Regions from separate parts of the Homo sapiens genome. Here regions 1 and 3 are each linked to region 2. Evidence: read pairs that join two places in POLR2A ChIA-PET (ENCODE). Cell type or tissue: GM12878. All regions are shown on one strand.

Region 1 (4,000 bases), 160 kb after region 2:
GTGAGCTGTGATTGTACCACTGCACTGTTACCCAGCCTGGGCAACACAGTGAGACTCTATCTCAAAAACAAAAACAAATGAGCTCGATTAAGGCAAGTTACAAGAGGCATGTTATAAATTAGGAGGCGGTACGTGTAGTTATTTTGTGTCTTTGGGTTTTCCTTACCATAAATAATATACTCATGGGCCAAAAACTGTAATGGGAATTTCTACAAAGAAGTGAGAGTGGCCGGAAAATCTGAGCTAGAAAAAGAGGCCAGGCATGGTGGCTCACGCCTATAATCCCAGCACTGGAGGAAGCCACAGGAGGAGGATTCCTTGATCTTAGGAATTTGAGACCAGCCTGGCAACATAGAGAGACCTCATCTCTACAAAAAATTTTTAAAAAATTAGCCGGGTGTTATCGGGTCCAGCCCTACTGGGTCTGTGGGTTTTTTCTCCTCATGTGTGGAGACGAGAGATCGTAGAAATAAAGACACAAGACAAAGAGACAGAATAAAATACAGCTGGGTCCGGGGGACCACTACCACCAAGGCACAGAGACCAGTAATGGCCCCGAATGCCTGGCTGTGCTGTTATTTATTGGATACAAGACAAGGGGGCAGGGTAAGGAGTGTGAGCCATCTCCAGTGATAGATAAGGTTACACAAGTCACGTGTCCACCAGACAGGAGGCCCTTCCCTGTTTGGCAGCCGAGGCGGAGAGAGAGGACAGTTTATGCCATTATTTCTTCTATGCATTTCAAAGACTTTAGTACTTTTACTAATTCTGCTACCACTCTCTAGAAGGCGGAGCCAGGTGTACGGGGTGGAACATGAAAGCGGACCAGGAGCGTGACCGCTGAAGCACAGCATCACAGGGAGATGGTCAGGCCTCTGGAGGCTGCGGGTGGGCCTGACTGATGTCAGGCCTTCCACAAGAGGTGGTGGAGCAGAGTCTTCTCTAACTCCCCCGGGGAAAGGGAGACTCCCTTTCTCGGTCTGCTAAGTAACCGGTGCCTTCCCGAGCACTGATGCTACCACTAGACCAAGGTCCACTAGGTAATGGGTGCCTTCCCAGGTGCTGGCATTACTGCTAGACCAGGAAGCCCTCTAGTGGCCCTGTCCGGGCGTAACAGAGGGCTCACACTCTTGTCTTCTGGTCACTTGCTCACCGTGTCCCTTCAGCTCCTATCTCTGTATGGCCTGGTTTTTCCTAGGTTATAATTGTAGAACAAAGATTATTATAATATTGGAATAAAGAGTAATGCTACAAACTAATGATTAATGATATTCATATATAATCACATCTATAATCTATTTCTAGTATAACTATTCTTATTCTATATATTTTCTTTATTATACTGGAGCAGCTTGTGCCCTCGGTCTCTTGCCTTGGCACCTGCGTGGCTTGCCACCCACAGGTGTGATAGTACACACCTGTGGTCCCAGCCTCTTGGGAGGGTGAGGTGGGAGGGAGGATTGCTTGAACCTGGGAGGTTGAGGCTCCAGTGAGCTGTGATCATACCAAAAAAGAAAAGAAAGGAAGAAAGAAAAAGGTGGCAGGAGTTTGGGGAAGATTAAGTTAGACCCAGGAACAGGATTGAGAACGAGGGGGCTGAATCAACAGTCCAGTTCAATATTCACAAATCCAAGGGGTAGTGGGACAGCTCATGACCAGAGGCCAATATCCATGGGACTGGATGTCCATGGACTGGCCAAAGTCCACAGTGATCACTTGCTCTGAACACTTCATAATGTAGGTACAAGCTCAGTTCACCATCAGAGCAGCCATAAGCCTAATGTAAACACTATTCACTGCACAATGGGTAGGCAGGAGATCTCACCAGGTCAAATCCCCAGCCTAACTCAGGAAAAGTGAATCCTAGGGGTTAGTTTAAGACAAACAGACCAACCCCCGGCAAAACAGTTCTCCTGGTAGAACCATACAGTTGGACTGAGTCTTGGATTGGTAAAGTCTCAGTGGAGTAAATCTTATTTGGGTATAATAGGGAGAAAGTTAAAGACCAGTATTCCTTACCTCAATTCTGGAGGGATATGTATATTCTAAATGTAATACAGGTCCATAATGTTTAGTTGTATTAGGATTCTTGGGGTCAGATGTTTTTTAGAATTCAGAACTTTGTGAACGTTAGAAAAATAGTATCATCCATATATTATGTTAAACCACATATAAGGGGTCTGGGAGAACCCTATAATGAAAATATTAATGCTTCTATAGCAAAAAGGCATGGATCTTCATAATAGGCAGGATGAATACAGACTATGAATTGATTCACATCAATTCGGGACGGGTTTTGTTGCCAAATGTCTTCAGGTAAGTTCAGATTTTGCTGCCAAATGAGTTGCCAAAGGGGGAACAAAACCTTATACTTTTCAGGGTGTTGGGATTTTGCAATTACAGGTAAACGTTTTTGGATCTGTACAGACCTTGTTGCTGTTATTACTCATTAGAGAAACACACTCCCTGCTATTAATACAGGACAATAATGCTAGGCCGGGCCCTGTGGCTCACGCCTATAATCCCAGCACTTTGGGAGGCCAAGGCAGGTGGATCACCTGAGGTCAGGAGTTCGAGACCAGCCTGACCAACATGGTGATAGCTCGTCTCTACTAAAAATACAAAAATTAGCTGGGTGTGGTGGCGCATGCCTGTAATCCCAACTACTTGGGAGGCTGAGGTAGAAGCATCACTTGAATCCAGGAGGCAGAGGTTGCAGTGAGCAAAGATTGTGCCACTGCACTGCAGGCTGGGTGACAGAGTAAGACTCTGTCTCAAAAAAAAAACGAAACAAAACAAAACAAAAAAACAGGACAATAATGCTGACAGCAATGAGTAGCTGTGTAACTGGGTTTCTCAACTGTCTTTCCACTCTGCAATGATGAAGACTGTTATTTGATGTGTGATATCTCTGATGACAGTTCTCCTTTTAAATTCATCATCTGTATTTAGGACTTAAGATGAGTTTCTCTTCAGCATGGTGGATAAAAAGAAGGATCCAGACACACGAGTCAGATCACTTGGATGAACCTGTCATTTAAATGGCTGCCTGACCCTAGGTCCACCTAGGTCTCAGCTTTCTCAGTTTTAAGGGCCCGGCACTCACGCCTATAAGCCCAGCACTTTGGGAAGCTGAGGTGGGTGCATCACTTGAGGCCAGGAGTTTGAGACCAGCATGGCCAACATGGTGAAACCCGTCTCTACTAAAAATACAAAAATTAGCCAGGCTTGGTGGTGCATGCCTATAATCCCAGCTACTTGGGAGGCTGAAGCAGAAGAATCGCTTGAACCGGGAGGCGGAGGTTGCAGTGAGCTGAGATTGTGCCATTGCACTCCGGCCTGGGCAACGGAGCAAGACTCTGTCTCTAAAAAATAAATAAATAAATAAATAAATAAATAAATAAATAAAATAAAATAAAAATAAGAGCGTAGGGAAAAGAAAGAGAGATCAGGCTGGGCGCGGTGGCTCACGCCCGTAATCCCAGCACTTTGGGAGGCTGAGGCAGGCGGATCATGAGGTCAGGAGATCAAGACCATCCTGGCTAACATGGTGAAACCCCGTCTCTACTAAAAATACAAAAAAATTAGGCGGGCGTGGTGGCAGACACCTGTAGTCCCAGCTACTCGGGAGGCTGAGGCAGGAGAATGGTGTGAACCCAAGAGGCAGAGCTTGCAGTGAGCTGAGTGAGCCACTGCACTCCAGCCTGGGCAACAGAGCGAGACTTCGTCTAAAAAAAAAATAAAAAAAAAAGAAAGAGAGATCAGGTTGTTACTGTGTCTATGTAGAAAAGGAAGACATAAAAAACTCCATTTTGATCTGTACTAAGAAAAATTGTTTCTGCTTTGAGATGCTGTTAACCTGTAACTTTAGTCCCAACCCTGTGCTCACAGAAACATGTGCTGTATTGAATCAAAGTTTAATGGATTTAGGGCTGTGCAGGATGTGCCTTGTTAACATGTTTGCAGGCAGTATGCCTGGTAAAAGTCATCGCCATTCTCC
Region 2 (4,000 bases):
GCGCAGTGGCTCATGCCTATAATCCCAGCACTTTGGGAGGCCTAGGCAGGCGGATCAACTGAGGTCCGGAGTTCGACACCACCCTGGCCAACTTGGTAAAACCCCATCTGTACTAAAAATACAAAACTTAGCCAAGCATGGTGGCGCATGCCTGTCATCCCAGCTACTCGGGAGGCTGAGGAAGGAGAACTGCTTGAACCCGGGAGGCAGAGGTTGTAGTGAGCCGAGATCGTGCCATTGCACTCCAGCCTGGGCAACAAGAGCGATACTCCGTCTCAAAAAAAAAAAAAAAAGTCAGCCGGGCGCAGTGGCTCACGCCTGTAATCCCAGCAACTTTGGGAGGTCGAGGCAGGCGGATCACCTGAGGTCGGGAGTTCAAAGCCAGCCTGGCCAACACGGAGAAACCCTGTCTCTACTAAAAAATACAAAATTAGCCAGGCGTGGTGGTGCATACCTGTAAACCCAGCTACTCGGGAGGCTGAGATAGGAGAATCACTTAAACCCGGGAGGCAGAGGTTGCAGTGAGCCGAGATCGCACTATTGCACTCCAGCCTGGGCAAACAGAGCGAAACCCCATCTAAAAAAAAAAAAAAGTCTACCTAAATAGCAAATTAAAATTAGCCAGGTGTGGTGGCAGATGCCTGTAATCCTAGCTACTCTGGAGGCTGAGGCAGGAGAATCGCTTGAACCCAGGAGGCAGAGGTTGCAGTGAGCTGAGATAGTGCCACTGCACTCCAGCCTGGGTGACAAGAGCAAGACTCCGTCTCAAAAAAAAAAAAAAAGCTAGGAAGAGGTCTAGGAAGACCTCTTCCTAGAGACTCATGAAAGCAGATTAACTCTGTACTTCATTGAAGGAAAACACCATAACAAATTATGTAAAGAAAACATTATAACCGAGACTTGTAGCGAGATATTAAACTAGTTGAAAGTAGGGGAATATAAAGCCAGCTAGTTTTAAAATACAACTTAAAGAAAAAGAAAAAACAAGTACACTTTGTTTCACTTGGAAAAAGTTTATTTATATAACTGCCATTTTTAGAAAATTTATCCACCAAAAAGAAAGAACCAAAAATGTGTCTGTAAGTACAGTAGGCCTCCCCTTAGCTATGGTTTTAATTACCCACAGTCAACTGTGGTCCAAAAGTAGGTGAGTACAATAAGGTATTTTTCCCCCCAAAGGTCCAAACAAAGCTAAAAAAATGAGGTATTTTTGGAGTGAAAGTGAAACTGAGAGATGACATTCATAAAACTTTTATTGTAGTATATTGTTATAACTGTTTTCTTTTCTTTCTTTTGAGACCCAGTTTCGCTCTTGTTGCCCAGGCTGGAGTGCAATGGCATGATCTCAGCTTACCACAACCTCTAACTCCCGGGTTCAAGTGATTCTCCTGCCTCAGCCTCCCGAGTAGCTGGGATTACAGGCATGCGCCACCACGCCCAGCTAATTTTGTATTTTTAGTAGAGACGAGGTTTCTCCATGTTGGTCAGGCTGGTCTCAAACTCCCAACCTTAGGTGATCCGCCTGCCTCGGCCTCCCAGAGTGCTGGGATTACAGGCGTGAGCCACCACGCCTGGCCAGAGTCTCGCTCTGTCACCCAGGATAGAGTGCAGTGGCACTATCTTGGCTCACTGCAACCTCCACCTTCTGGTTTCAAGAGATTCTCCTGCCTCAGCCTCTCGAGCAGCTGGGCTTACGGGTGCTCGCCACCAGGCCAGGCTAATTTTTATATTTTTAGTAGAGACGGGGTTTCACCATGTTGGCCAGGCTGGTCTCAAACTCCTGACCTCGTGATCAGCCCACCTCGGCCTCCCAAAGTGCTGGGATTACAGGCGTGAGCCACCGCGTCCAGCAATTATTAAATATTTTACATTAGTAATAGTTTCATCTTCTATGGGCGAAGCTTAGGACACTATAAATACTGAGGTTTAGGGCAGTTTAACAATGTAACTTGTATTTTATCTTCCAGACTTCCAATTTATGTATAGAAAAATGTGACTATTATAGAGTTCTTGTGAACAATAATCAAAGTGTCAACTCCAAATCAGTATAACCATTTCAGAAATTTCTTTCCATCCTCACTAGCCCCAGAGAACTAATCTGGAAGACATATTAGGTCCTGCTACTTTATTTTTTTTGAGAGAGAGTCTCACTCTGTCACCCAGGCTGGAAGTGCAGTGGTGTGATCTTCGCTCACTGCAACCTCTGACTCCTGGGCTCAAGTGATCCTCCCACCTCAGCCTCCCAAGTACCTGGACTACAGGCACGTGCCACACACATGGCAAATTTTTTTATTTTTTGCAAAGATGGGGTTTTGTTATGTTGCCTAGGCTGGTCTCGAACTCCTGGGCTCAAGTAACCCTCCTGCCTCAGCCTCCCAAAGTGCTGGGATCAAGGGGTGTGAGCCACTGTGCCCAGCCTGTCCTGCTATTTTTAAAAGTCATGAGTCAAAGAGGAAGTAGGAAGTCTTTCAACAAAGTAGAAAAAGAATAGCACCTGACAGCTGCAAAATGTTTCATAATGCAGTTCCTAAGTAAACCAAAAGATCTTCGTCAAACTCATCAAGAAATCCATTAATCTGCTCTTTCATTGTCTTCAGGCCTCTAAAATCTATGTTTCAAGTGAAAATACACTTAACACATTAGGAAGTGATGGAAATATCTGATGGGAAAACAGTAGGAAAAAGTTCTATTAAATATGCTAGCTGTGTAGCCACTAACTCAGGTGCCACCACAGTTTATTTTCCTTTAACACACACTAGTAAATCAGAGATTGTAAGATTTACTAACACACATATAATGAATTAGTATTGTCAAAAGATATCTCTGTAAGTGTAGCCTACAGAAGTAGAAGGGGAATGGTAAATGGATCTCAGCTTGTAATGGCTGGGTGGTACAGTGTTAAGAAGGATTTAGAGGCCGGATGCAGTGGCTCACGCCTGTAATCCCAGCACTTTGGAAGGCTGAGGTGGGCGGATCACCTGAGGTCAAGAGTTCGAGACTAGCCTGACCAACATGGAAAAACCCCATCTCTACTAAAACAAACAAAAAAACCCCACAAAATTAGCTGGGCGTGGTGGCGCATGCCTGTAATCCCAGCTACTTAGGAGACTGAGACAGGAAAATCGCTTGAACCCAGGAGGCAGAGGTTGCGGTGAGCCGAAATCGTGCCATTGCACTCCAGCCTGGATAACAAGAGCAAAACTCCGTCTTAAAAAAAAAAAAAAAAAAAAAAAAAAGGATTTAAAGTCATATTTAAACTCAGCCCCACACTGCTACAGACAATAAACTCTGTCTGCCATTGGCACAGTTGGCGGTGTGGCATCTAACCCATATTAACTGCCATAGTTGGCCTACAGAATAAATACTATATAAATCAACTCATTACTCATGGAGGCAAATGTGATTCAACTTCTATTTGGCTAATTTTTCAACTTATGTAAAAATATACATGCTTTTATTCACAGAAATAATACACTAAAAAGAAAATGTTTAAAGTGATCAATGTCTATTTTTTAAAAAGAAAAAAATCATTTCTTTTTTTTTTTTTTTAAAGAAACAAGGTCTCACTCTGTCACCTAGGCTGGACCGCAGTGATGTGATTACGGCTCAGAGCAGCCTCAACCTCCAAGCTCAAGCAATCTTTCTGCCTCAGCCTCCCAAAGTGCTGGGATTAGAGGCGTGAGCCACCACACCGGCCAGAAAAAAACATTTTATTAATCTGAAAAAAAAAATCAAAATAATTACATACAGCATACTACAATGGCTATTTTATTTAAGAAGAATCATTAAAGACCTTAAAAAGGTAGTCACTTACTTTCTGAACATGTAGTTTCACCATTGGTAACAACTTCAGACTCTAACTGTAGCCCATCAAGACAAATTGACAAGTCTCCTATTGTCTCTGTTGGCTCTTTGTCACCTCCAAGCTGCAAAGTCACAACTACTTCTTCAACTGGAAGAAAATAAAGTTACAGAAAAAATGGTCACTTTTTTCCCAGTT
Region 3 (4,000 bases), 240 kb before region 2:
AGCTGCCTGCTTAGTCTGAGTGAACTTGTATATCTAATTTTTCAGTGGTTGAAGGCCTTTCACTGTTGGACTTGGGAGTATCTCCGTATTCTGGAGCAGTATTTCATGAAGTAAGTGTTCTTATTTTCTTTTCTGGGTACCAAGAGTAGTTTACAGTCACAGATACCAAAGCCTAACCTCTGTTTTGTACAAACATTTAAAAAGATGTATTCTTGACGATCATATTTAGAAACAGCCCGTTTTTAGATGTCCTCTGCATAAGAAAGAGGTTTTGCAATTGCAATGGAAATGATCCAGATTAAGATTGTAACTGGGGAAGCAGATGAGGCTTCTGTAGAAGTTACCATTTGTAAAGGCAAATAAGTTGCAAACAGTCCTTAGTCCGCAAATAGGTTGTATGCTAATTAGCATGTAATTTGTTGTTTGGAATATGATTTCCCATGAAAACTACGGCAGTAATGTTGTTTCCTTAGAAAGCCCAGAAAAACTTACTTAACCCATAAAATTAGCTTTTTTTTTTTTTTTTGGCAGGGTCTTATTCTGTCACCCAGGCTAGAGTGCAGTGACACAATCACGGTTCACTGCAGCCTTGACCTCCTGGGCTCAAGCGATCCTCCTACTTGAGCCTCCTTAGTAGGGACCACAAGTGTGCACCACCATGCCCAGCTAATTTTTATTTAAAATTAGCTCTTAAGAATAGTAAAAACAGGCCGGGTGCAGTGGCTCATACCTGTAATCCCAGCACTTTGGGAGGCCGAAGTGGGCGGATCACGAGGTCAGGAAATCGAAACCATCCTGGCTAACACGGTGAAACCCCGTCTCTACTGAAAATACAAAAGATTAGCTGGGCGCGGTAGTGGGCGCCTGTAGTCCCAGCTACTCGGGAGGCTGAGGCAGGAGAATGGCGCGAACCCGGGAGGTGGAGCTTGCAGTGAGCCGAGATCGCACCACTGCACTCCAGCCTGGGTGACAGAGCGAGACTCCGTCTCAAAAAAAAAAAAAAAAAAAATTATAAACAGGCCAGGCGCGGTGGCTTACACCTGTAATCCCAGCACTTTGGGAGGCCAACGCAAGTGGATCACGAGGTCAGGAGTTCAAGACCAGCCTGGCCAACGTGGTAAACCCCCAGCTCTACTAAACATACAAAAAATAGCTGGGCATGGTGGCAGGTGCCTGTAATCCCAGCTACTTGGGAGGCTGAGGCAGGACAATTGTTTGAACCCGGGAGGCAGAGTTTGCAGTGAGCCGAGACTGCACCATTGCACTCCAGCCTGGGCCACAGGGCGAGACTCCATCTCAAAAAAAAAAAAAAAAAAAAAAAGAATAGTGAAAACACTCTTAATTAGGTCCAGATTATCTCTTGTTTACAGCAACAGCTTCCTGACAGGTCTTTTTGCATTCAGTCTTGCTCATTCACTGTATTCTGTAGTCAGAGCCATCTTTCTAAAATGTGAATCTGTTTCTGTCACCGTCTTGCTCGGCACCTTTGAATGTTCACCATTCACCTCAGGATAAAATCCAGATACCTTAGAGGGGCATACAAAGCCCTGAAGACCCTCCTCACCACATCCATCACATTTCTTTCCACTGCCCTTTCCATTCTTTTTTATTTTTTTGAGACAGAGTCTTGCTCTGTCACCCAGGCTGGAATGCAGTGGCACGATCTTGGCTCACTGCAAGCTCTGCCTCCTGGGTTCACGCCATTCTCCTGCCTCAGCCTCCGGAGTAGCTGGGACCACAGGTGCCCGTGACTATGCCTGGCTAATTTTTTTTTGTGTTTTTAGTAGAGACGGGGTTTCATCATATTAGCCAGGATGCTCTCAAACTCCTGACTTCGTGATCCGCCTGCCTTGGCCTCCCAAAGTGCTGGGATTACAGGCGTGAGCCACCGCGTCCCACTGCCCTTTCCGTTCTTATTGGCCATATCATTTTAAAGAAGTTTTCTAATTTGACAATGTACCTTCTAATTTTTTTTTTTTAAAGACAGGGTCTTGCTCTGTCACCGAGGCTGGAATGTGGTGGAATGATCATGGCTTACTATAGCCTCAACCTCCTGGGCTCAAGCAGTCCTCCCACCTCAGCCTCCTGAGTAGCTAGGACTACAGACATGTACCACCACAGCTGGCTAATTTTTAAAAATTTCTTTGTAGAGATGGGGTCTTGCTATGTTGCCCAGGCTGGTCTTGAACTCCTGCACTCAAGTAATCCTCCTGCCTTGGCCTCCGAAAGTGTTGGGATTACAGGCATGAGCCACTGTGCTTGGCCTTAATTTTTTTTTTTTTTTTGAGACAGAGTCTCGCTCTGTCGCCCAGGATGGAGTGCAATGGTGCAATCTCAGCTCACTGCAACCTCTGCCTCCCGGGTTCAAGCGACTCCTCTGCCTCAGCCTCCCGAGAAGCTGGGACCACAGGCACGCGCCACCATGCCTGGCTAATTTTTGTATTTTTAGTGGAGACGGGGTTTCACCATATTGGCCAGGCTGGTCTCGAACTCCTGACCTTGTGATCCGCCTGCCTCGGCCTCCCAAAGTGCTGGGATTACAGCTGTGAGTCACCGTTCCTGGCTGGCCTTAATTTTTATAGTTATCTCTCTCATATGTACTTTGAGAACAGTTTTTTTTTGTTTGTTTTTTGGCTCTTCTGTCTAATCTTTCAAAAGCATTCAACTTGGTCCTCATAGAAATAACAGCTGTCTTTTGCATTTCAATTTTATTATCTCTGGGTTAATATCTAATCAAACTGCAATAACAAGAACTACTGGCAGAAACAGGTTAGGAACAACTTCAGAGACTTTTTTTTTTTTTTTTTTGAGACAGAGTTTTGCTCTTTTGCCCAGGTGGAGTGAAGTGGCGCCAACTCGGCTCATTGCAACCTCTGCAACCCCCTCCCCCTTCCCCCACCCTGGATTCAAGTGATTGTCCTGCCTCAGCATCCCAAGTAGCTGGAGTTATAGGCGTGTGCCACCACGCCTGGCTAATTTTTGAATTTTTAGTAGAGACAGGGTTTTGCCACCTTGGCCAGGCTGCTCTCGAACTCCTGACCTCAGGTGATCCACCTGCCTCGGCCTCCCAAAGTGCTAGGATTACAGGCGTGAGCCACCGTGCCCGGCCAAGAGACTCTTAATAAGCACACAGGGCCGGGCACGGTGGCTCACGCCTGTAATCCCAGCACTTTGGGAAGCCTAGGCGGGCGGATCACAAGGTCGGGAGTTCGAGACCAGCCTGGCCAATATGGCGAAACCCCGTCTCTACTAAAAATACAAAAAATTAGCAAGGCATGGTGGCAGGTGGCTGTAGTCCCAGCTACTCAGGAGGCTGAGGCAGGAGAATGGCGTGAACACGGGAGGCGGAGCTTGCAGTGAGCCGAGATGGTGCCACTGCACTCCAGCCTGGGTGACAGAGCGAGACTCCGTCTCAAAAAAAAAAAAGAAAGGTGTCTCTCATCACCTTAGTCTTCCAAAGAATCTTATGCTTATCCTTTTCCTGGCTCATGTCACACTCTTGAAATTGCCTCTGTGTTTATTTTACTCATTATGATATATTGTCTTCAAAACAGGTGCTGTCCCCTTCTTATCACTTATTCCTAGTGCCTACCTCTATCAGCATATGCATTACAATCCTTCCCTCCCTTCTGTCCTTCCTTTAGTAAAGATTTGTTAAATATTCACTAAGTGCCAGCTACTCTGCTAGGTGTTAGGGATACAAAACAAGACACAGTGCCTGGCTTCATGGTGCTTATACTTCTGAGAGAAACAGACAATAAGTTAGTAAAAAAAAGAAACAAATTTCAGAGCCAAGGGTATCACCAGAGATAAAATACATTTCATAATGATAAAAGAGATAGCGATACTAAATGCTTATGTATCAAATTACAGAGCTTCAAAATATATGAAGACTGATAGAACTACAAGGAGAAATAGATCCACAATTACAGAGATTTCAATATCCCTTTCTCAATGATTGGTAGAACAAGCAGACATAAAATCAGCAAAGATATAAAAG

Evidence for each region. ChIA-PET counts read pairs that join two places held together with the same protein. Peaks named below come from ENCODE experiments on the same cell type or tissue, not always from the same donor. Only the 100,000 strongest peaks of a DNase experiment are listed, where the experiment ranks them.
Region 1: POLR2A ChIA-PET joins it to region 2 with 8 read pairs; 3 of 35 experiments call an interaction of 5 or more read pairs at or near these places.
Region 3: POLR2A ChIA-PET joins it to region 2 with 8 read pairs; 3 of 35 experiments call an interaction of 5 or more read pairs at or near these places.

What each region holds. Positions count from the first base shown.
Region 1 is chr20:34,252,857-34,256,856 of GRCh38, reverse strand. All of the region lies in intron 1 of ASIP (agouti signaling protein), which reads right to left. It also overlaps a transcript of AHCY not described here. Among named protein-coding and RNA genes, the nearest start is that of ASIP, 13 kb to the right of the region's middle. RefSeq lists an enhancer at 789-968. In GM12878, a CTCF peak has its summit at 1,083 (motif pointing left); no DNase peak of the experiment used is centred here.
Region 2 is chr20:34,413,694-34,417,693 of GRCh38, reverse strand. ITCH (itchy E3 ubiquitin protein ligase) reads right to left here. Exons shown (of 25, transcript NM_031483.7): 6 at 3,815-3,952. Among named protein-coding and RNA genes, the nearest start is that of MIR644A, 51 kb to the left of the region's middle. In GM12878, no CTCF peak of the experiment used is centred here; DNase peaks (open chromatin) are centred at 1,213 and 2,443; H3K27ac peaks cover 2,921 bases.
Region 3 is chr20:34,653,290-34,657,289 of GRCh38, reverse strand. PIGU (phosphatidylinositol glycan anchor biosynthesis class U) reads left to right here. Exons shown (of 12, transcript NM_080476.5): 2 at 46-110. Among named protein-coding and RNA genes, the nearest start is that of PIGU, 22 kb to the left of the region's middle. In GM12878, no CTCF peak of the experiment used is centred here; no DNase peak of the experiment used is centred here.